Linked DNA regions of Homo sapiens: regions 1 and 3 are each linked to region 2. The links are chromatin loops, found by intact Hi-C in ENCODE. Cell type or tissue: ascending aorta. All regions are shown on one strand. Region 1 has its middle 32 kb from the start of BAIAP2L1. Region 2 holds the start of NPTX2 (neuronal pentraxin 2). Region 3 has its middle 43 kb from the start of TMEM130.

Region 1 (8,000 bases), 180 kb after region 2:
CTCTAGCCTGGGCGACAGAGGGAGACTATCTCAAAAAAAAAAAAAAAAAAAGTCAGCAGAATGCTACAAGTCGCCATTTTTGGAGTGAGAAGCGGGTACGGGTTTACCAGTAGATCACTCTTCTGGGGAAGCTCTTTGGTGCAGACCACAAAGGACCACCTCTAAGGTTCAAGTGATCCTCCTGCCTCAGCCTCCCAAGTAGCTGGAATTACAGGTGCAAGCCACCGCACCCTGCTAATTTTTGTATTTTTGTAGAGATGGGGTCTCATGGTATTGGCCAGGCTGGTCTTGAACTCCTGACCTCAGGTAATCCTCCCACCTCGGCTGTCCAAAGTCCTGGGATTACAGTCATGAGCCACGGCACCTGGCCCCTTGCTAATTTTTAAACTTTTTTGTAGAGATGGAGTCTCACTATGTTGCCCAGGCTGGTCTTGAGCTCTTGGCCTCAAGCAGTCCTCCCGCCTCAGCCTCCCAAAGTGCTGGGATTACAGGCATGAGCCACCATATCCAGCCCCAGAAGGGCAATTATTACACAGTGACAGTGGAAGGAACAGACACAGCCGGTGGGTGGTGGGAAGATAAGAGCATTCACTCTGATGGCTTCTAATAACATTAGAGATGTAAGCTTCAGCTGAGCAGAAGGGAGGGAGGGGAGGAAGCACAGGAAGTTTGAGGAGAGAGACAGGAAGTATGAAATCGCTGTTGCAAACTTCCTGGGGGAATGTAGAGGGGTTGCCGGGCAGCCCATTTGAAGTCTGTGAAATTAAAGTGAAAGCCCAGCCAGGCCGAGCACGGTGGCTCACGCCTGTAATCCCAGCACTATGAGAGGCCGAAGTGGGTGGATCACCTGGGGTCAGTAGTTCGAGACCAGCCTGGCCAACATGGTGAAACCCCATCTCTACTTAAAATATAAAAATTAGCCAGGCGTGGTGGCGGGCACCTGTAATCACAGCTACTCAGGAGGCTGAGGCAGGAGAATGGCTTGAACCCTTAAATGGTTCCCCCCAGCAAGAGTGACATGAACGAGCTGGATCTATTGCATCTGCATCTGGACAGCCAAGCCCCACTGGGAAAGCACACACTCAGCTAAACTTTCACTTTATTTATTCATCTATGTATTCATTGCAGTGAGCCAAGATCGTACCACTGCACTCCAGCCTGGGTGACAAGAGCGAAACTCTGTCTCAAAAAAAAAAGTGAAAGTGCAGCCAGATATTGTGGCTCACACCTGTAATCCCAGCACTTTGGGGGCGTTGAGGTAAGGAGGATTGTTTGAGGCCAGGAGTTCAAGAGCAGCCTGGACAACATGGCAAGACCTCATCTCTACAGAAAATTAGAAAATTAGCTGGGCGCAGTGTGGTGCATGTCTGTGATCCCAGCTCACAGGGAGGCTGAGGTGGGAGGATCGCTTGAGCCCAAGAGGTGGAGGCTGCAATGAGCTCTGCTCACACCACTGAACTCCAGCCTGGGCAACAGAGTGAGACTCTGTCTCTAAAATAAATAAATAAATAAGTAAATGAATAAATAGACGAATAAATAAAGTGATGCTTGACTGTCCAGGTGCAGATGCAAGAGATCCGGCCCATTTGTGTCACCCTTGCTGAGGGGAACAATGTCAGGAGAAATACAAAGGAGTTTTTTTTTTGTTTGTTTGTTTGTTTTGAGACAGAGTCTTCCTCTGTGGCCCAGGTTGGAGTGCAGTGGTGTGATCTCGGCTCACTGCAACCTCCAACCTCCCAAATTCAAGCGAGTCTCCCTCCTCAGATTCCCGAGTAGCTGGGATTACAGGCGTCCGCCACCACACCTGGCTAATTTTTATATTTTCAGTAGAGATGGGGTTTTGCCATGTTGGCCAGGCTGGTCTCGAACTCCTGACCTCAAGTGATCCACCTGCCTCGGCCTCCCAAAGTGCTGCAATTACAGGTGTGAACCACCTCGCCCTGCAGGAGTTGATTTTAATTATGAACCACGATTAAGGAAGGCAATGACCATATAGAGAGTGGCAGTGAGGCGTTGAGGCCAAGCAGAGAGTTCTGGAACGAGAAAGGAGAGGTCAGCCGGGAGCTGTCTGAAGTCTCCTTTCCGGGTGATGAAGGGTCCCAGGTGTGACCGCGGGGAGGGGTAGCTGAGAGGCACATTGGAAAAGCTCACTGGAGCTGCAGCTGTCCTGGTGCCCAGAGAGACTGGGAGTAGCCTGGCCTGTCCACATGGGTGATGAACGCCCTCGGGCACAAGACGGCAAAAAGAATGGAGAACACGGTCAACCAGGAGACCAGGTCCTCAATGGATGAGGAGGTACAAGCGGAAGACCAGCAGACAGCAGTCACCGAGAGGGTCAGCAGGTGACTCTGCTGCCTTTGGAAGAGAAATATCTTGGATGTGACCACAGGAAGCATGGAGGATATGGACCCTACCTTAGCTTCTGTGGTACATGGGGTATAAAAGGAGAAAGAGTCCCTGCACCAGACAGTGCCGGGGGAAGTGGGGTCCTGAGGGACCAGCGTGGTCAGAGGGAGCGGACCCTCCTGCACGAGACTGAGTGGCGGCTCCAGAGCCGATGATGTCATCAGAGGAGCTGGGGCAGGATGGGGGGTGAGGAGGAGGGTCCAGTCACATTAGGCAATGCACAGATCTCGGGGGAGGGCCCATGGCACAGAGGCTCTGTCCTTTGAGGGTGACTGAACCAACAAGGGGAAAGCCAGGCATGATGAAAATAGCCGTGGATGGCCGGGCATGTTGGCTCACGCCTGTAATCCCAGCACTTTGGGAGGCCGAGGCTGGTGGATCACCTGAGGTCAAGAGTTTGAGACCAGCCTGGCCAACATGGGGAAACCCCGTCTCTACTAAAAATACAAAAATTAGCCAGGCATGGTGCCAGGTGCCTGTAATTCCAGCTACTTGGGAGGCTGAGGCAGGAAAATCGCTTGAACCTGGGAGGTGGAGGTTGCAGTGAGCTGAGATCCGGCCACTGCACTCCAGCCTGGGCAACAAGAGCGAAACTCTGTCAGGAAGGGAAGGGAAAGGGAGGGGAGGGGAGGGGAGGGAAGAAAGAAAGAGAGAGTGGAAGAAAAGAAGAAAGGAAGGAGGGAGGGAGGGAGGGAGGGAGGGAAAGAGAAAGAAAAGAGAAAGAAAGGAAAGAAAGAAAGAAAGAGAAAGAAAGAATGAAAGAAAGAAAGAAGGAAAGAAAGAAAGAAAGAAAGAAAGAAAGAAAGAAAGAAAGAAAGAAAGAAAGAAAGAAAGAAAGAAAGAAAGAAAATAACGATGGATGACCTCAGACGGCCACAGGTGACATTTCAAGCCGTGAGTTTGAAGAGTGTGGGTGCTCCAGGCAACTGTGGGGTGACTGCTCCTCCTGGTGGCCATATTTGGCTAAAGCAAGTACAAGTCGAGACACACCTGGTGCCATCTCCTGAAAGCAACAGTAACCACGACAACAAGGCCAGGTGCAGAACCCAGGTCTCCCCTCATTATTGGAACCTGTGGAGAGATCATGAACCTATTCCCCAATAAGTTAATTTTCAGGGGTAAAAAAAAAACCAACAATCTCCCACAGTGTCACTTTTCCCAGGAACATGTGTACATGAATGGCTTAAAAACTGTTGCCTTTGACAGAGAAATGTACCAACCCCCAATTGTAGAATATTTAATTGAGGAAAGATCTCATTAACAGATGTAAGTGTAGAGTCTCAGCTTCAGAATTTCCCTTCAGTGTTTTCTTATAAAAACTTTTGAGGTGTGGGGCTTACACCTGTAATCCTAACACTTTGGGAGGCCGAGGTGGGAGGATCGCTTGAGGACAAGAGTTTGAGACCAGCCTGGGTAATTAGCCAAATGTGGTGGAGCGCACCTGTAGTCCCAGCTTCCTGGGAGGCTGAGAAGGGAGCTTCCCTTGATCCCAGGAGTTCAAGGCTGCAGTGAACTAGGATCACATCGCTGCACTCCAGCCTGGGAGACAGAGAGAGACCCTGTCTCTAAAAAATAAATGAATTATGAGGCATGAGAATGGTATGAACCTGGGAACCAGAGCTTGCAGTGAGCAGAGATCACGCCACTGCACTCCAGCCTGGGCGACAGAGCGAGACTCTGTCTCAAAAAAAAAAAAAAAAGAATTAAAAATTTTTAGGAAATGTTCAAACTTAATGAAAAGTTGAAAGAATTTTGCAGTGAACATCCATATACCCACCCCTGAATTCTACAATTAACATTTCATTATGCTCAGTTTATCATATAATCTATTCAACCATCCATCCCTCAAACCATTCAATTTTGAGGCATTTCAAAATGAATTGTGGCAGTAGCACATTTCACCCCTAAACACTTCAGCACACATATTATAACAAGACTCTCATATTTATTTATAGTCCTTTTTTCTTTAGATATAAAATATGCATATAGGTCAGGCACGGTGGCTCACTCCTGTAATCCCAGCACTTTGGGAGGCCAAGGCGGGTGGATCACTTGAGTTCAGGAATTCGAGATCAGCCCGAGCAATATGGTGAAACCCTGTTTCTACTAAAAATACAAAAATTAGCTGGGCATGGTGGTACACACCTGTAATCCCAGCTACTCAGGAGGCTGAGGTGGGAGAATCACTTGAACCCGGGAGGCAGAGATTGCAGTGAGCCGAGATGGCACCACTACACTCAGAGCGAGACTGTCTCAGAAAAAAAGACAGAAAGCACATAAGTCTCTTCCTTTTTGCTTCGATGTGTTCCTGAAGATCATGTTGCAATATGGATCATATTTTTCCAATGAATAAACTTGCAATCCAGACCAGAGACAGAGCATCATCTAAATCATGGCTTTAAATAATAACATAGCATAAAAGAAAAGAATCAAATATTCTAGGCTAGGCATGGTGGCTCATGTAATCCCAGCACTTTGGGAGGCCAAGGCAGGAGGATCACTTGAGTTCAGGAGTTCAAGACCATCATGGGCAACACAGTGAAACCCCTGTCTCTACAAAAATAAAATTTGTAATGAATATAGTAAAATGTACAAATCTTATGTATACCACTCAATAAATTCTAACAAATGCATGCACCCATATAACCCATATTTCCATCAAGACAGGACATCACCATCATCCCACAACTTCCCCTGTATACCTTCTCAGTCGATCCACTCCCACCTGCCAATCAGGCAACCACCGATCTGATTATTCCTGTTATAAATTAGTTTCAGCCTGTTCTACAACTTAACATAAATTGAATCATAAAGTATGGACTCTGGTGTAGCAGCATCAGAATTCAAAAAGCTACCCAGAGGCCAGGTGCAGTGGCTCACACCTGTAATCCCAGCACTTTGGGAGGCTGAGGCAGACAGATCACTTGAGGTCAGGAGTTCAAGACCAACCTGGCCAACATGGCAAAACCCCGACTCAACTAAAAATACAAAAATTAGCCAGGTATAGTGGCGTGTGCCTGCAGTCCCAGCTACTTGGGAGATTGAGGTGGGAGAATCACCTGAACCCGGGAGGCAGAGGTTGTGGTGAGCTGAGATTGTACCACTGTACTCTAGCCTGGGTAACAAAGTGAGACCCTGTCTCAAAAAAGAAAGAAAAAGAAAAGAAAAAGGTACCCAGGTGATTCTAGGCTGGGAACTTTTGCTCAGACCCAAGCCTGTTCCCAGGTTCCAGGTGACAGCAATTTGGCTCTGGTCTGCGGTCACAGCTAATTGGCTACAGATCTGTGACTAGATCTCAGGTCTCCTTGCTGTTCACCCTCTGTTTACTGTGCAACAACAGGGTTTCTTCTAGAAGAGTAGTTCTCAACGTTAGCACCCATTATATTCTCTGGAGGTCCATACCTCTGGGATAGGGCTCAAGAATCTGCATTTTTGGTCAGGCACAGTGGCTCACACCTGTAATCCCAGCACTTTGGGAGGCCGAGGTGGGAGGATCGCTTGAACCCAGAAGTTCAAGACCAGCCTGGGCAACATGGCGAGACCCCGTCTCTACAAAAAAAATACAAAAATTAGCTGGGCGTGGTAGTGCGCGCCTGGAGTCCCAGCTACTTGGGAAGCTGAGGTAGGAGGATCACTTGAGCCCAGCGGGTGGAGTTTGCAGTGGGCTGAGATTGCACTACTACACTCCAGCCTGGGCAACAGAGCAAGACTCTGTCTCAAAAAATAAAAACGAATTTGCATTTCTAATCAGCTCCCAGGTGATGATGAATCTACAGATTCAGGGTTTGCAGCTGAGAACCACTGTTCTAAAAGCCAGTTATGTAAAATTAGCTGGGCGTGGTGGCGGGCACCTGTAATTCCAGCTACTCGGGAGGCTGAGGCGGGAGAATCACTTAAATTTGGGAGGCAGAGGTTGCAGTGAGCCGAGATCGTGCCTCTACATTCCAGCTTGGGAGACAGAGCAAGACTCTGTCTCAAAAAATAATAATAAATAATAATAATAAAATAAAAGCCAATTGCAATTACTGTTGGATTTCCATTGGAAAGACTGTTGGAAACCAACCTGTCATTTCTTTTTTTTTTCTTTTTTTTGAGACAGAGTCTCTCTCTGTCCCTAGGCTGGAGTGCAGTGGCACGATCTCAGCTCATTGCAAGCTCCGCCTCCCAGGTTCACGCCATTCTCCTGCCTCAGCCTCCCGAGTAGCTGGGACTACAGGTGCCCACCACCACACCCGGCTAATTTTTTGTGTTTTTAGTAGAGACAGTGTTTCACCGTGTTAGCCAGGATGATCTCGATCTCCTGACCTTGTGATCCGCCCGCCTCGGCCTCCCAAAGTCCTGGGATTAAAGGCGTGAGCCACGTGCCTGGCCAAACCAACCTGTCATTTCTACATCACAACAAGAAAGAGTTGGGGTGAGCTAGTCTCTAATGGTGACCACGTGACTGTGATGAGTCCTGACCCCACGCTTCCTGAAGATCTTTCTTAACATCCCTGCTCGGCAACCATTCATCAAGACTTCCTTGCGTGTGTTTCAGCAAAAGTATTCCCACCTCGCTTCATTGTCTCTTTATTTTTTTAATTTTTATTTATTTATTTATTTTTTGAGACGAGTTTTGCTCTTGTTGGCCAGGCTGGAGTGCAATGGCATGATCTCGGCTCACTGCAACCTCCACCTCCTAGGTTCAAGCGATTCTCCTGCCTCAGCCTCCCGCGTAGCTACAATTACAGGCACCCACCACCACGCCCGGCTAATTTTTGTATTTTTAGTAGAGACAGGGTTTCACCATGTTGTCCAGGCTGGTCTCAAACACATGACCTCAGGTGATCCGCCTGCCTTAGCCTCCCAAAGTGCTGGGATTACAGGCGTGACCCACCGCGCCCCGCCAGCCTCATTTTCTCTTTAACTGGGGGGAGTCTTCCTCTTCTCTCTGCTGACTCATTGACATGCGTATCTCACTGTGGCTGGGGCTCCTCCTCCATTCAGCCTAGTTAATCTACTTCCAAGGGCTGGGAGCAGCCCAGTGCAGAACTATCCCCCAGGACAGAGCCCCCCACCACTGCTCCATAGGCAACATGGGGTGAAAGAGATAGTTTTAGGGCAACATACTATACCTTTTTTTTTTTTTTTTTGAGATGGAGTCTGGCTCTGTTGCCCAGGCTAGAGTGCAGAGATGTGATCTCGGCTCACTGCAATCTCCGCCTCCCAGGTTCAAGTGATTCTCCTGCCTCGGCCTCCCAAGTAGCTGAGATTACAGGCACCCACCACCTTGCTCAGCTAGTTTTTGTATTTTTAGTAGAGATGGGGTTTCACCATGTTGGCCAGGCTGATCTCGAACTCCTGACCTCTGGTGGTCCTCCCACCTCGGCCTCCCAAAATGCTGGGATTACAGGCGTGAGCCACCATGCCCGGCCCCATCCTATTTTTTTAAATACTTCTGAATTGATTTTAGTGTACCTTAGGAAAATAGCGAACCCATGAATTCACACACACTATACATTATTTAAACTGTTTCCCCTCTAAATAAATTTAAGTTTAAAAAAGAAATTGATTGGAAAGACCAATATTGATGGACTTATAAAAACAGGAGCCTG
Region 2 (8,000 bases):
CTATTCTGCTATTTACCCACCTCCTCATGGCAACTTGGCCACTGTGCAGAGGGAGGTTTACAGCCACCAAGGTCTCTCATGGAGCCCTCCTCTCGTTCCACAGTTCCCCTTTCGAGAGGCAAACTACCTTTAGTGTGCCAACTCCATAGCCCTGGGTGTCCCGAGGATCCACTGTGGCTCAGGCTGGGTCCACGGAGCCACGCTCACCTGTGCCTAGACGTTCCCTCCTCCTGTCATGGGAGGAGGGCCACAGCAACGGCTGCTTTACCTTCAGGGATGGCTCCTGAGGCCACCCAGCAACAGAGGGGAGACAGAAAGGAAGATTTTTTGGAAACTCAAGAATCTAACAGATCTAACAGGTAAGCCATACTCACCTTTTTCTGAGAAGGGCCAGGAAGAAAGGATAGGTTTTTCTGTAGGAAGAGACTAGGAAAGGGATGAAAGAGACCTGTGGCTTGTGGATGCTGGCTGTAAAATGGAACAGTAACACCAGCCCCTTCTCCATCTGCCCCACCTCGGCCAAAGTCATTGGATGTTCTGCTATTGGGCATCCTCCTATCAATGCATGAAACGGAGTCATGGGGAAGTGGCTTCATCAGCTTAGTGCATCTGGGAAAATTCCAGTCTTATAAACACCCACTACGGGCAAACCTACAACTTCAAACCCAAGCCACCCAGTGGTTTGGGGGTTGATGACGCAATCTGAATTATCCCCTGATCCCTCCCACTCTGTCTCCTGTGGGAGAAACTTACTCACCACAGTGTGAGCAGAGAAGAGAAAGATACACAGAATCCGCTGCCAGGACTAGTTAACAAAGGACTGAAACGCCCGTGTGGTTGCTTATCGAAGCTGGTCCTGGACACTTTCACTTTTCCCTGGATAATGCCAGTGGGGCTGGCAGCTCATTCCTGAGATGACCTTGTTCAGTCGCCTTTATTATTTGCTCACACACTCGGGAACCAGGCCCATGTGGTGTCACAATCCCTGCTGTCCATCAACCAGAATCGCATGTCTGACCACAAGTGGTGAAAATCAGGCCACTGCCAGACAGAGAAACAGGCCAGGCACACACCTCGCTCCAGCTCGGTGACCCTCTGCAGCAGCGCGTTCAGGGTGCTCTCGGTCTTCTGCCGGTGAGCCGAGGTCTCATTGTGCAGCAGGGACTTCTCGTCCTCCAGCTCTGCCACCTTGCGCAGAAGCTGCCTCTCCAGCTCCCCCAGCCGCTGCTGGAGCACCTCGCGGAAGTCGCCGGGCAGCCCAGCATTGGACACGTTTGCTCTGAGCTGGTGCTTTCAGCCACCGGGGAGGAGGGAGGGGCACAGAAAGAGTTAAAAAGAAATTGTGAAATGTGGCTGTGATGGCCCGACCACACAGGGAGAAGCTTCCAAAACGCAAGCCCTGAATCTTGCCACTGGCAGGCAGGGGAGCATCTCACTGATGCTTTTTTGGTATGGAAAAGATTTCAAAGTCAGATAAGAATTACTTTGCTGCAATATTTGAAACTTGTGAATCTAATTTTCCCTTCTCAAAAAGCCGTTTTTCTCCTCTTACTAAAAAGTCAATATTCTAACCAACGCCTAGAATTCTATGTTGGGTAGAGACCAAAACTCAGCTCCAGGATTTTTTTTCTTTTTTAAGAGTAAATCGATGGTTACACAAAGCCAAGGAGCTTTCACCTAGAAATGAAAACAGCCCCCAAGTTCCGGTCTGGCACCAAGGTAAATAACTATGCATGCAGAGATGTTTCTGGAAAATGACAGATCTAAAACGTTGCTATTCTGAACTCCAGCAATCTTTGTTTTTAATGCTGTTTCTAAATCCTCACTTCCTATTTCTCTTTCTCCCCTACCATCATGTGGTTCTGGAGGCTGTGGCAGGCTGCCTACCCATGAGTTCATGGCAAGCTATTTACCTTTCTCCACAAAGTGTTCCAAATTGTGAAATGCACATAATGGGACCTGCCTCATGCCATTCATTGTTCCAAGGATTAAAAAATTAAATGATGTGCCTGACTCATATTTAGTGCTCCAGAAATGTTAGCTGTTAGCAATCACAATGAATCAGGGGATATACAGATGCTGGAAATACTGTATTCAGCCCTCACGCCAAAAGAAACCCTAGAGTCATTTTTGCAATAATTACCACCTGTAATTTAAACCTAGTTTTGCTGAGAAGTATTTTCACAAAGGCTATTAACAGCAGTGTCCACACTTCTTAAAAAGGGTGGAGCCTAAAGATGAAAAATAATTGAAGATTTTTCTCTCAAAGTTCCAAACTGCACGCATTTTCAGAGATAGAGATGAGACGGAGGCGGGAGCGGGGGGCGGGGGGGGGGGACGGAGGGGGAGGGGGGGAGGGGGGGAGAGAGAGAGAGAGAAGGGAATGAGGTCCCTTCCCCTGAAGCAATCCGGAAGAGCACCTTAAAATGGTCCAACTTGCAGACACGGGAGTCTTTGAAGTTAACCAGAGGTTGCCCCTCTAATGCGCGCTCTGGGGTCGCCGGTGACCCCCTGCGCTCGCCTCCCTGCGACCTCCGCCCCCAGACTTCCGCCCCCTCTAGCTCAGCCTGACCTGATTTAAAGAAAGAAACACCACATGCCCGGGGCAGCTGACCTCCCGCGGCAGCCTCGCAGCAACCCGCACGGCCTGCGGGAGCGCATCCCGGCTCGCGGAGATTTGGAGATTTGCAAGAGGATAGAGGCTACCGCGTCCCCGGGTATTTGGCGCCCGCGGCTTGGCCGTCTGGGTTCGCTAGCCCGGACCTCGGGAAGTGCTCGGCGGATCCCGCTGGCAGTCCCGACGCGCGGGGGTGGAATTTAAACGTTTCCTTCCAGCAAGAGCAGCGGTGTGGGAAGGGATACCACGCAGGGGAGTTCCCGAGCAGGATCTAGATCCCCGCCTTTCACCCTCAAGTCCAGCTCACCCCCACGGACGATCACACCCTCCCCAGGGCCAGGCCCCCTTTCCCCATCCTCCCGAGTCTTCCGCCCCCGACTCGGGAGCGTCCCCATTCCAGGTCCCCCGCGCTCCCCGCGGGCCGCTACCTCGAGGCTCTCCAGGCGGTCCTTGAGGGTCTGCAGCGAGCGGCTGAGCTGCTCCACGACGTGGCCGGGGTCCCGCGGCAGGTCGCCCATAGTGTCCTTGCCCGTGGCCCCCGCGCCGCGCGCCTTGCCGCCCGCCAGCCCCTCGCAGCGCGCTAGCTTGCCCGTGAGCTCGCGGATGGCCTCGCGCTGCGCGCCCAGCGTCTCCTTCTGCTGCACGACGGTCTCGCGCAGCTGCAGCACCGCGGCCCTCAGCTCCTCCTCGGGACTCTGCGCGCCGCCCTGCATGGGCATCGCGGGCAGCGGGCAGCCGGCGTGCACCGCCTCTGGGGGCAGTGCCGTGCACACGAAGCGGCTACCGGGCGCCGGGCTGTCCTGGGCCCCAGCGGCCACGGCGAGCGCCACGCTGGCGGCCAGCAGCGCCAGCATCCCGCCGCCGCTGCCGCGCTCAGCTCGGCATGGGCGAGCGGGCGCCGTCGGGGCGCTCCGCGGGAGGCGCCTTCGCTGCTGGCAGTAGCCGCGCTGTCGTCTCGAGGGTCGCGTGCACCGCGGGGCAGAAGTCTCCTGCCGTCTCACAGCCGCACCCACCGCGCTGCTCGGCACTCTGGCCTGCCGGGTCCGCGCGCCCTTTCTTAAGCTGAGGGGCGGAGGGGGCCGGCGTGTGGGGCGCGCGCCACGAGCTCTGATTGGCTCGGCCGGGTGCGCGTCACGCAGTGGGCGGAGCGGGGCGGGGCGGGGGCGCTTTCCGTTGCGCGCCTGGCGGCCGGGCGGGAGCGTGGGCCGGAGCCTGAGGCGAGAGCGCGAGGTCCCGGGCTCTGCCTCAGGAAAGGAGGCCTGAGGTGGAAAACGACACTGGGGCTCTCGAGAGCCTCGGCTGGCCGTGCCCAGGCGCCCCTCGAACCCACCCGAGGACGCGGGCGTCACAGGCTGAGGAGAAAGTGGGAACCCCTCGGTGTCCCGGTGCCCCTTTCTCAGGGTGGCTTCTGGCGCGGCACGGGGCCTCGCTGCGCGTTTGCCGCCGCCCTCAGGGAGGCGTTTTCTCCAGCAGGAGCAGCCCCCCAGGCGGGACTCGAACCCCGACTGCCATCGCGAGCCACCCCCGCGGCAGGCGTGGGCCTTCTCGTCAAGGCCCGGCCACCTCACTCTCGAGGCGGGAAGGAGCCGCACGACGGCCGCCTCCGGATGCAACGGTCCCCGGGACGCGCTCCATGGCCCCGCCTCCACCCCCCGCGCCAACTCGGAAAACGCTCGGGAAGAATCCCGGGGGCCTCGGGGACCGGGACCAGGACCAGGCGCCGGACGCTGATGGGAAGGAGGGGACACCCGGAGTTAGGGACAAAGTCACGAGGCCACTCGCAGAGCCCTCGCGCGCGTGTTCATCGACTGCCCCCTGGGCGGTGACCTTATTCAGCAAGACCTGAGCTCAGGGGCGGGGTGACATCTAACTGGAGTCATCATGATGGAGCCACGTGGTCCAACAGTGCCCGGTCCTTGTAACCAGGAGGGCCCGCAGTGTCACCACTTCCTCGAAGTGAGGCCACTGCCCTCAGCTTCTTGGAGACAGCAGATATGAGCAGAAACCCCCAAAAGTCAGGAGCAAATTTGTTTCAGAATCTCTCCAAATCTGTGGCTTAAAACAAGTTCAGAGGGATTTTGGTGCACAGCTACAGACTGAGCTGGTTTACTGCACATTTATAAATGGAAATCTTTATTTCTTTTCCTCTCTATGTTTTTAAGAAATCCTGTTGCAAGGTCATTAATCACGTTATCCATTATACCACAAACAAATGGATTTGTCACTTGTGCGCAGAAGCCGAGGTTGATTCTGAAAGCAAATTGTACCAAAATAAATGAAATTATTATGATAATATAAACTAGACTGCAGTGATTAATCTCTAGAAACCAAATTCTGACCTGCTTTGCACTTCAAACAATAGCTTCTATTATGTAAATAGTTGTGGGGTTTTCAAGGACATTATTGCTAAATTATAAGAAAAGTTCTATTCTTGAAAATCTCTTCGTGGATAAAAATGAGAGACAGGAACCTGGTCTGCAAGGTATCCAAAGCAGAGGACAATGGAAGTAATGATGGTTCAGGTAAGAATATTCATTAGCAGAAAAAGGTATGGATGGGAGATTTGGGGTGAGTAATGGGCTCATGTTTCTGTTAGCCTGCATCCCCAGGAGGTGTCAGTTTCACCTTGTTAAGTATGACCTTGACTGGACTCATTCTTCCTACATCCTTTTTCAGCTGGATGAAAACTCGAAAAAGTTCAAATAAACCTACATATGCACAAATTACAATAATGAAGGCAACAGGGTTGCAAAGCACTTTATGCCTTGTTACATTTCAGATGATTCATAAGGCACCAAATCCAGACGTTTTCAAAATTATTCAGATAACGATGTGACTTTTCCATTTTCACTCATAGCTTTGATGTTCCTCTTTACTTGTAGACCTAGGTGGCCCTTAATTGGATGTGACAATAGAGTATTATCGTTCCTGTATTGTTCCATATATCCTTTCTTGACACACAGACTGATACATTCATATTTGCAACTACTTGAAGTAGAAGCTTGTTCCTTTAATAATTAAACAAAATCAAGTATCTTTCCAGAATTCTAATTTCCTCCTGAACAAAGAAAGCAGTGTACAAGAGTAAAAATAGCATATATCCCAATATAATTACTCCTAAACGTCTTAAAAGAGATTCCAGTATGAGAAGTGATCAGTGAAATTGCCAAAGCTCAAATGGAAAGACCCAGACATTTGAAATGTTATTTTCTTTGGAGGCAGTATAATTAGAGGCTTAGTTAACAGAGTACATGCTATTTACAGTTTTATTTTATCTTCCTGGTGCAATGAAAAGCCTGCTGGCTTAGGAATGAGGGATCTAGTGCTAATTCTAACTCTGTCACTAGCTAAGTGGTTTGGGGCAAGTCATTTCTCCTCTGGACTTCAGTTTTCTTGCATATAAGATAAGGGAGGGGCGGGGGTTGGGCACGGTGGTTCACACCTGTAATCCCAGCACTTTGGGAGCCCGAGGCAGGCAGATCACAAGGTCAAGAGATCGAGACCATCCTGGCCAACATGGTGAAACCCCGTCTCTACTAAAAATACAAAATTTAGCTGGGTGTGGTGGCGCCCGCCTGTAGTCCCAGCTACTTGGGAGGCTGAGGCAGGAGAATCGCTTGAACCCAGGAGGCAGAGGTTGCAGTGAGCCAAGATCATGCCACTGCACTCCAGCCTGGTGACAGAGCGTGACTCCATCTCAAAATAATAATAATAATTTTAAAAAGATAAGGGGATTAGACGCAACTGTCTAAAGGTGCTTTGGCTGTACTCAAGAGCATGATAGTTTGAAAAAGAAGGAATCACTGTTGGTGTGAGGAACGTTTCAGAAACTTGTTTTTTCTGTGTGTGTTATTAACCACCTGTAGCCAAAGGTGAATGTGGAAAGGCAGGGTCGTTTTGTAGTACAGCAGGTAAACCTTCATACACGGAGACGCCGTAGTTGTGGTTAAAACCTGCTTTCGACAACACGAAAGCTCATACTGGGTTTACTCACAGCACAACAACTTTGTCTACCTGAAAGATCCTGCATGTATGACTCATGCTACCCATGAGGATGGTTATGTGAGTGGCAGAGACCAGGGCCCACAGATTTTCCTCCACTTGAAAAGTCGTGCAGATCTGCAGCAGTGAATCAGCTCCACCTAATCTCTTAGTGTAACTGATGCTGCAGCATAGTAACCACCCACTCATTCACTATGTCGGCTGGTCCCAGGTCAGCTGTGAGCCCAGTATGGACTTAAACCGTGTGCTGGGAATCCTGATGAGCTCATTCCGCCTCCATTTTATTGCCCCATCTGTTTGGTTCTCTTGTTCTTCTCACATGCATTTTTATCTTGGTCTTCTGGGAAATGTGCTAATTTCCACCATGGTGTGAGAGGATCCCATCTCATACTTTCTTACATTTCCTTCTCTCTTTCTCAGTGCCACTTGGGAAGTCAAGAATGAGAGTGTGAGCTCTAACAGAATCCAAGGACAGCTTCCTGCAAACATGATTCGGGAACTGTCCTCGGTGCTGAATTTCAATTGGAAGGGGGAAATAGACGTGTGTGTGTGTGTGTGTGTGTGTGTGTGTGTAAAGTTCAGTGCAGATAAAATAGAATTTGGAAGCTCCAGAGGATCCCTACTAACACACATTTATGCTTAAAATGCTAAGACGCTTTCAAGAGTGGATTTTTTTCCCCACTAGATTGAACTGCATGGTAGTGTGGAAAGAGCTTGAGCTTTGGAGTCAGACAGCTTTAGTTTCAGTCCCAGTTTTATGACTTGCCACTTTACCTTGAGAGAATGATTTAACCTCTCCCAGCCTCAGTTTTCTCATCTCTAAAATCAAAGCTAAATTTACTACAAAATATTGTTAGGCTTGAGTGAGATAATGTAAGTGAACATGTTTGGCATATAGCCAGTGCACAATAGATGATAATTGTCCTTTTCTTCCCCTTTTCTCCACTGAATTTAGACCTGTATTATGTAAGTCCCTTTAAAAACAAAGTTGAAAAAAATTCTTCCCTTTCTGCAATATTCTTTAGAGTTAAATAAGGCAAGAATACTTAAGAAAGAACAGGCCAGCCTCCCAAGAGGAAAGACAAGGGATGAAAACTTCAGGAAAATATACTGGTGTCTCAGCAAGATAAAGATATACTACTTTGTGGGTTTTTTTTTTTTTAAAAAAAAGATAAAGCATGGTATTATTGAGCTTTAATCAGAGGATTCAGTCAAAGTGAACTGTTTCACACCTACACTTGGGATATATCACCAGACTATGTGCCTGGACCCAACTAAAAAATTTGTAATATTTAACATCTCAGTGATTCTGAATTTGTGTTGCTACGGGACCCAAATAGATATAAGCCCCTCAGATAAAGCAAAATGTTCTTGCTTCAGT
Region 3 (8,000 bases), 210 kb before region 2:
TTGATGTCCATTAGCTTATTTCATCCCCATATCAATCCTGTAATGAGGGTAGGATTATTCACGGCATTTTAAAGGTGAAGGAGCTGAGGCACAGAGAGGTTTAGTAACTTGTTCAAGGTCACACACCCAATAATTGACAGAACCAGAGCTAGGCAACCTGGCTCCAGAGGCCACGGTCAAACCAACTACAAGAAGTGATTTTCCAGCTGTTTGGATCATACAGTAAGAAGTACGTTTTACATTCAGCACATTACCTCCCCACCCACGCCTGAAAAAAGTTTATAAAGTATTGCTTACATTATCACATGGAAAGAATCCTGGTGTGTTCTATTCTAGACTGTTCTTTTTTAAAAAAAAAAAATTATAGATGGGATCTCACTATGTGGCCCAGGCTGGAGTGCAGTGCTGTGATCATAGCTCACTGCAGCCCCAACCTGCTGGGCTTAAGCCATCCTCCCACCTCAGCCTCCTGAGTAGCTGGGACTACAGGTGCACGCCACCATGATCGACTAATCTTTAAAATTGTCTATAGAGATGTGGGGGGTGGGTGGGGGGGGTCTTGCTATGTTGCCCAGGCAGGTCTCGAACTTCTGGCCTCAAACGATCCTCCTGCCTTGGCCTTCCAAAGTTCTGGGATTACAGGCATGAGTCACCACACCGGACTTAGATGGTTCTATTTTATTCTATCTCATTTAAGAAGATGCTGGTTCTGACCCCACCAAAGCTATTTCATGACCCATTCCACTATACTATTTTTACAAACCTTCTAGTAGAGAACATTTCAAACACACAAACGTGGAGGGAAAATAGAGGCCTCCTCCCATGTGACCTTATCACTCACCAGCAATTTTCAGCATGTTTTTGTTTTTTGTTTGTTTTTTGAGATGGAGTCTTGCTCTGTCACCCAGGCTGGAGTGCAATGGCGCGATCTCGGCTCACTGCAACCTCCGCCTCCCGGGTTCAAGCGATTCTCCTGCCTCACCCTCCCAAGTAGCTGGGATTACAGGTGTGCACCACCATGCTCGGCTGATTTTTGTATTTTTAGTAGAGATGGGGTTTCACCATGTTGGCTAGGCTAGTCTCACACTCCTGACCGCAAGTGATCCGCCCGACTCAGCCTCCCAAAGTGTTGGGATTACAGGGGTGAGCCAACTTGCCCTGCCAATTTTCAGCTTGTGGTCAATCCTGTTTCTTGCTAACCCTGCACACTTCCCCACCTGTGAGTTTTGCAGCATCTCCCAGACTTGATATCATTGAATCTGTAAATGTTTCAATCCTTGTCTTAGTGTGCAGGAACTGCCGTAACAAAATACCATAGACTGGGCAGCTTAAAAAGCAAACACTTGGCCGGGTGTGGTGGCTCACGCTTGTAATCCCCGGCATTTTGGGAGGCCAAGGCGGGTGGATCACAAGTTCAGAAGTTTGAGACCAGCCTGGCCAACACAGTGAAAGCTCATCTCTACTAAAAACACAAAAATCAGCTGGGTGTGGTGGTGGGCGCCTGCAATCCCAGCTACGCGGGAGGCTGAGGCAGGAGAATTGCTTGAACCTGGGAGGCGGAGGTTGCAGTGAGCTGCGATTGCACCACTGCACTCCAGCCTGGGTGATAGAAATAGACTCCATATCAAAAAAAAAAAAAAAAAAAGGCAGACACTTATCTTCTCACAGTTCTGGAGGCTGGACATCCAAGATCAAGGTTCTGCTAAGACTGATTTCTTTTTTTTTTTTTTTTGAGACAGAGTCTTGCTCTTGTTGCCCAGGCTGGAGTTCAGTGGCACCATCTTGGCTCACTGCAACCTCTGCCTCCTGGGTTCAAGTGATTCTCCTGCCTTAGCCTCCCGAGTAGCTGGGATTACAGGCACGTGCCACCACGCCAGCCTTTTTGTATTTTTAGTAGAAATGGGGTTTTGCCGTGTTGGCCAGGCTGGTCTTGAACTCCTGACCTCAAGTGATCCATCCACCTTGGCCCCCGAAAAAGAGCTGGGATTACAGGCATGAGCCACTGAGCCCAGCCCTTCTAGGGTTGATTTTTCTTTCCCTTCCCCACTTCCACCTCCCCTCCCCTTCCCTCTCCTCCCCTCCCCTTTCTCCCTTCTTTTAGGAGACAGGGTCTTGCTCTGTCACCCAGGCTGGAGTGCAGAGGCACAATCATAGCTTACTGCAGCCTCAACTTCCCAAGCTCAAGGGCCGCTTCTCGCTATGTCCTCACACGACTTTCCTTGGTGCCTGTGTGCAGAGGCGCACTGGCATCCTCTTCCTTTTATAAGGACACCAATCCTATCAGATCAGGACCCCACACTCATGACCTCATTTACCTGAATTACCTCCTTATAGATCTCATCTCCGAATACAGCCACACTAGGGGTCAGGCTTCAACATATGAATTCAACTTACTGAATGTCTGGACACAAACATTCAGCCTGTAATGGTCTGTACCAGTTTTAGCAAAGATGTCCTCCCTCAGTGGGGAGAAGATGGGGATATCAGGTACTTAGAGGGCTGGAGTGAAGAGGACAGACAGAAAGGTGCTAGGGTCTGGCCATGCATGGTGGCTTATGCCTGTCATCCCAGCACTTTCGGAGGCTGAGATAGGAGGATCGCTTCAAGCAAGGAATTTGAGACCAGACTGGGCAACATAGTCAGACCCCATGTCTACAAAAAGTTTAAAAATAAGCCGAGGACGGGCTCGGTGGCTCACACCTGTAGTCCCAGCACTTTGGGAGGCCGAGGTGGGTGGATCACGAGGTCAAGAGATAGAGACCATCCTGGCCAACATGGTGAAACCCGGTCTCTACTAAAAATACAAAAATTAGCTGGGCATGGTGGCGCATGCCTGTAGTCCCAGCTACTCAGGAGGCTGAGGCAGGAGAACCGCTTGAACGCAGGAGGCAGAGGTTGCCGAAAGCGTCGTGCCACTGCACTCCAGCCTGGCAACAGAGTGAGACTCCGTCTAAAAAAAAAAAAAAAAAAGCCGGGCATAGTGGCATGCACCTGTAGTCCCACCTACTAAGGAGGCTGAGGCGGGAGGATCACTTGAGTCCAGGAGTTCCAGGCTGTAGTGAGCTATGATCGCACCAGTGCACTGCAGCCTGGGCTACAGAGTAAGACCCTGTCTCTAAAAGAAAAAAGGTGCTAAGGTCTGCTCACGAAGGTCTGGTACACCTGGAGAGGAGGAGAGGGAGGCAGGGGAGGTAACAGGCCCTGTCTGTAACGCCAGCTGTAACAGAGAGCTGTCTGCGGAGCATTCTGGGGTGTTAAGGGCCCCTGTGCTTTGTGCCTGAGAGGGACTGTACTCATGGGCTGGAATGAAGACCTCAGGAGACCTGAGCTCCTGTTCCCCAGGATCACCACATGGCTTAGGCAAGCTGATTGTCTTTCTGACCTCAGTTTCCCCTCCGTAAAACCAGAAGTTTCAGATCAGCATGCCCAGCTCATCGATTCCTGGATTTCCACCACTGCGGCTCAAGATCAGGGCTTGCACACAGGCAAATGCCAGCAGGTCTCTCCAGGTTGTGCGTTTTTATTTTTTTAGAGACAGTACCTCACTGCAGCCTTGACCTCCCAGCCTCAAGGGATCCTCCTGCCTTAGCCTCCCAAGTAGCTAGGACTACAGGTGCATGCAACGATGTCTGGGTACATTTATTTTTCTTTTTTGTAGAGATGGGTGGGGGAGGGTCTCACTATGTTGCCCAGGCTGGTCTTGAACTCTTGGCCTCAAATGATCCTTCTGCCTTGGCCTCCCAAAGCACTGGGATTATAGGCATGAGCCATTATGCCAGGCCCTCTGGGTTGTTTCTGGGAGGATGGAGGGATCCAGTGTCTTAGGGGAGGAAGTTGAGGGCCACCTGGAGCAGGGCTGGAAGGGGGCATAGTCCTTGCTGATGGGGAAGATTACGTTAGAGATGGGGGTGGGGAGTGGGGGAGGGGGTTAGCAACCCCCTGATGGGCCATTCTGATGAAAAGTGGAGTGTTAAGACCAGGTCCTGAGGGGGTAGGAGAAGGGGTCAGGGACAGCTCTCAGAGGCAGGATTGGCTGAGGGACGTCCAGGGCCAGGTGGCCTTGTTTCAGTTTAAAGGTGTCCAGGGCTGTGCTGGAGCCCGGAAAAAGCCGCCTACAGGCAGCGTTGAGTCCCTGAAGCTCTGTGGATGTGACGTCTGGCCGAGAAGGACGGCTGGCACAGGGCACTCCCTGTAGCAGGGCAGATGGAGAATTCAGCGAGAGCCAGAACTGAGTGCCAGATGGGCCTGGAGCCGTGTCAGCCTGCTGAGAATCCCCGGAGAGCCGACGGGCACCAAGCCCAGTGTTGTTGAAATGTGGCAGGACAAGGTGACCCCAGATGGCCGGCAGGCTTGAGGGTGAGGAAGAGGCTGGCAGATGGGCCAATGGTGGGAGAAAGTCTGTGCTGTGATTTCAGCTGGGTTCCCCAAACTCGCCCCCGTGCTTGCACACGGCCAGCAGGTACGCACACCTGTGTAGGTGTGCACACCACGGTGCGACCGCAGACACGCAGACACCTGGGGCGGCAGGCCTGCCTCCGCCTCCAGCTCTCACCACCGACATCCTCTGTTCCTAGAGGTGTGTTGTCCTAGAAATCCCTTTGCCGTTCGAGGATTTCTTGGATGCTGCGGCCAATTTTCATTCCTGCCACGAAGCTTCTCCGCAGACCCTGCCAGGAACATCTCTTTTTCATTTATTTCGGGCACAGGAGAAGCAGCAAGAGGAAGAACCCTGCAGACGTCTCCGTGGTATTTTCATCAACACGGCAGCCTCCTGAGCACGTACACCCTGAAGCCAGGGCCTGGCTCCAAAGAGCGGTGGGACCAGAGCCCCTCGCGGGGAGGCAGGGAAGCTGTGTGGAGGGGAGCACACCTCCCTCCCTCCCTCTCTCCTTCCCTCCCTCCCAGATCTGGCCCTTAGCACCTGCCTGACTCCCATGTCTTCTGTCCTGTGGGGGCAGGGGCCATGACTGGGTGCTCCACCTTTGTAGCTCCAGTGCCTAGGATGGAACCTGGCCCACTGGGTTGTGTTAGTTCAGGTCCTTTGGAATCAGAAGTCAAGAGAGATTTTATTTGGGGAATCACCTATATAGTGAATTAAATAATGTCCTTCTCAAAAGTTTATGTCCACCCAGATCTCAGAATGTAACTATTTGGAAACAGGGTTGTATTAATCCATTCTTCCCCCTACTTTTTTTTTTTTTTTTTTTTTTTTTTTTGAGATGGAATCTTGCTCTGTCACCCAGGCTGGAGTGCGATGGCGCCAACTCGGCTCACTGCAAGCCCTGCCTCCTGGGTTCAAGGGATTCCCTGCCTCAGCCTCCCAAGTAGCTGGGACTACAGGCACCCCCACCACACCCGGCTAGTTTTTTGTATTTTTAGTAGAGACAGGAGTTCACCATCTTGGCCAGGCTGGTCTTGAACTCCTGACCTCGTGATCCACCCACCTCGGCCTCCCAAAGTGCTGGGATTACAGGCATGAGCCACCACGCCTGGCCTGTATTAGTCCATTTTGTTTTGCTATATGGGAATACTTGAGGTTGGGTCATTTATGAAGAAAAGAGGTTTATTTGGCTCACGGCTCTGTGGGTTGTGCAAGCACAGCACTGGTGTCTGCTTCTTGTAAGAACCTCAGGAAGCCTCCAATCATGGCAGAAGGCAAAGTGGGAGCAGCCAGGTCACATGGCGAGAGAGGGAACAAGAGAGTGAGGAGGAGGTGCCAGGCTCTTTTTACCAATCAGATCTCACAGTAATTAATAGAGCAAGAATTCACTCATGACCATAGGGTGGGCACCAAGCCATTCATGAGGAACCCACTCCCACGACCCAAACACCTCCCACCAGGCCCCACCTTCAACATGGGGAATCATGTTTCAACATGAGATTTGGAGGTGACAAACATCCAAACTATACAACGGTCTGTGCAGGTATAATTAGTTAAGAATCTCAAGGTGAAATTATCTTGGATTTAGGGAAGACTCTAAGACCAATGACAGGTGTCCTTAGAAGAAGAGCTTAGAACACTGACATGCACAGAGAACAAAGCCATATGACAAGACAGACAGGGATTGGAGCAATGGGTCAACAAGCCAAAGAACACAAGGATTTGCCAGCAGTCACTAGAAGCTAGAAGAGACAGCCAGGCATGGTGGTGGCACATGCTTGTAGTCCCAGCTACTCGGGAGGCTGAGGCAGGAGAATCTCTGGAACCTGGGAGGCGGAGGTTGCAGTGAGCCGAGATTACACCAAGATTGCACTCCAGCCTGGACATCAAAGCGAGTCTCCATCTCAAAAAATAAAATAAAATAAAATAAATTTAAAAATAGGCCAGGCACGGTGGCTCACGCCTGTGATCCCAGCATTCTGGGAGGCCGAGGCGGGTGGATCACCAGGTCAGGAGATCGAGACCATCCAGGCTAACATGGTGAAACCCCGTCTCTACTAAAAATACAAAAAAACAAAATTAGCCGGGCATGGTGGCGGGCACCTGTAGTCCCAGCTACTCGGGAGGCTGAGGCAGGAGAAAGGCATGAACCCGGGAGGTGGAGCTTGCAGTGAGCCGAGATCACGCCATTGCTCTCCAGCCTGGGCGACAGAGTGAGACTCTGTCTCAAAAAAAAAAAAAAAAAAAATCAGCGCAGGGAAAGGATGCAGGGGGCAGAGTCCAGGAGGATTCAGCACATGGAGTTTCCAGTTGTCCCGTCCTTTGGAGTCATGGCTAGCATTCCCAACAATGATGCGTGACGACGTGCATGGAGTATTGCTAACCAGGGCAGCTCACCTGAGCCTTGGTGTCCAGTTTTTACTGGGGCTTGGTCATATAGACATGGCTGATGCCTGATGTGGCTGACAATCCCCATCCCCTCTGGAGGTCAAGCTGATGCTGTGTAGCCCAAAGCCTCCACCATAAGTCATGTACGTTGTTAGATTGCATAGCCCCAGGCCCCCAGGTAAACGAAGACATTCTTACCAGACAGGATGTTCTAAGGGCTTAGAGCTCACCTCCCGGGAGCTGGTGGTAAAAGCCATACCACTCTTTGGATAAAGTTAATTCTTTTTTTATTTTTATTTTTTATTTTAATTAATTAATTAATTTTTGACACAGAGTCTCGCTCTGTCACCCAGGTTGGAGTGCAGTGGTGCAATCTTGGCTCACTGCAGCCTCCACCTCCCAGGCTTAAGCAATCCTCCCACCTCAGTCTCCTGAGTAGCTGGGATTACAGGCACCCGTGACCACGCCCGGCTAATCTTTGTATTTTTAGTACAGACAGGGTTTCACCCTGTTGACCAGGTTGGTCTCGAACTCCTGGCCTCAAGTGATCCACCTGCCTCGGCCTCCCAAAGTGCTGGGATTACAGGCGTGAGCCACCGTGCCTGGCCATCTTTTATTTTTATTTTTAAATTAATTGTTTATTTTTTGAGATGGAGTCTCACTCTGTCACCCAGGCTGGAGTACAGTGGTGTGATCAGAGCTCACTGCAGCCTCCAACTCCTGGGCTCAAGCAATCCTCCTGCCTCAGCCTCCTGGGTAGCTGGGACTACAGGTCCACCACCATGTCTGACTGATTTTTAAATTTTTTTTGTAGTGATGATATCTTGCTATGTTGCCTAGGCTGGTCTCAAACTCCTGGCCTCAAGTAATCCTCCCACCTTGGCCTCCCAAAATGCTGGGATTCCAGGCGTAAGCCACTGCACCTGGCCTAGGATAAGGTTAATTCTTTACTACACACAAGTCAAGGGACCTCAAACAAGATACTAAAACCTCTCAGCACCTCAGTGTCCACATCTGCAAAATGGGCATGTGAGCACCTTCCTTCTAGTATTGTCAGGAGGGGGATTATGCAAAAGAGCATCTAGGAAAGGTTCCAGTCCAGGGCCTGCCATACAGCAGGCACTCAATGCACTCTTTTTTTTTTTAACGGAGCCTCATTCCGTCGCACAGGCAGGAGTGCAGTGGTGCAATCTCGGTTCACTGCAATCTCTGCCTCCCGGGTTCAAGCGAT

Evidence for each region. Hi-C counts contacts between places; a loop is a spot of excess contacts. Peaks named below come from ENCODE experiments on the same cell type or tissue, not always from the same donor. Only the 100,000 strongest peaks of a DNase experiment are listed, where the experiment ranks them.
Region 1: it touches region 2 in a loop (4-fold over the local background); 6 of 110 quality-filtered maps call a loop at or near these places.
Region 3: a loop joins it to region 2, with 7 times the contacts of the local background. A loop is called at or near these places in 6 of 110 quality-filtered maps.

Annotation. Positions count from the first base shown.
Region 1 is chr7:98,428,844-98,436,843 of GRCh38, reverse strand. No RefSeq gene overlaps it. Among named protein-coding and RNA genes, the nearest start is that of BAIAP2L1, 32 kb to the right of the region's middle. In ascending aorta, a CTCF peak has its summit at 3,371 (motif pointing left); a DNase peak (open chromatin) is centred at 3,353.
Region 2 is chr7:98,612,933-98,620,932 of GRCh38, reverse strand. It overlaps NPTX2 (neuronal pentraxin 2), which reads right to left and starts at 3,648. Exons shown (of 5, transcript NM_002523.3): 1 at 3,046-3,648; 2 at 1,074-1,290. The coding sequence starts at 3,471. RefSeq lists an enhancer at 2,194-2,820. In ascending aorta, a CTCF peak has its summit at 3,339; DNase peaks (open chromatin) are centred at 3,305, 3,712 and 4,349; H3K4me3 peaks cover 3,807 bases; H3K27ac peaks cover 1,338 bases.
Region 3 is chr7:98,823,166-98,831,165 of GRCh38, reverse strand. No RefSeq gene overlaps it. Among named protein-coding and RNA genes, the nearest start is that of TMEM130, 43 kb to the left of the region's middle. RefSeq lists an enhancer at 4,449-5,024. In ascending aorta, a CTCF peak has its summit at 4,128; a DNase peak (open chromatin) is centred at 4,235; H3K4me3 peaks cover 356 bases; H3K27ac peaks cover 3,398 bases.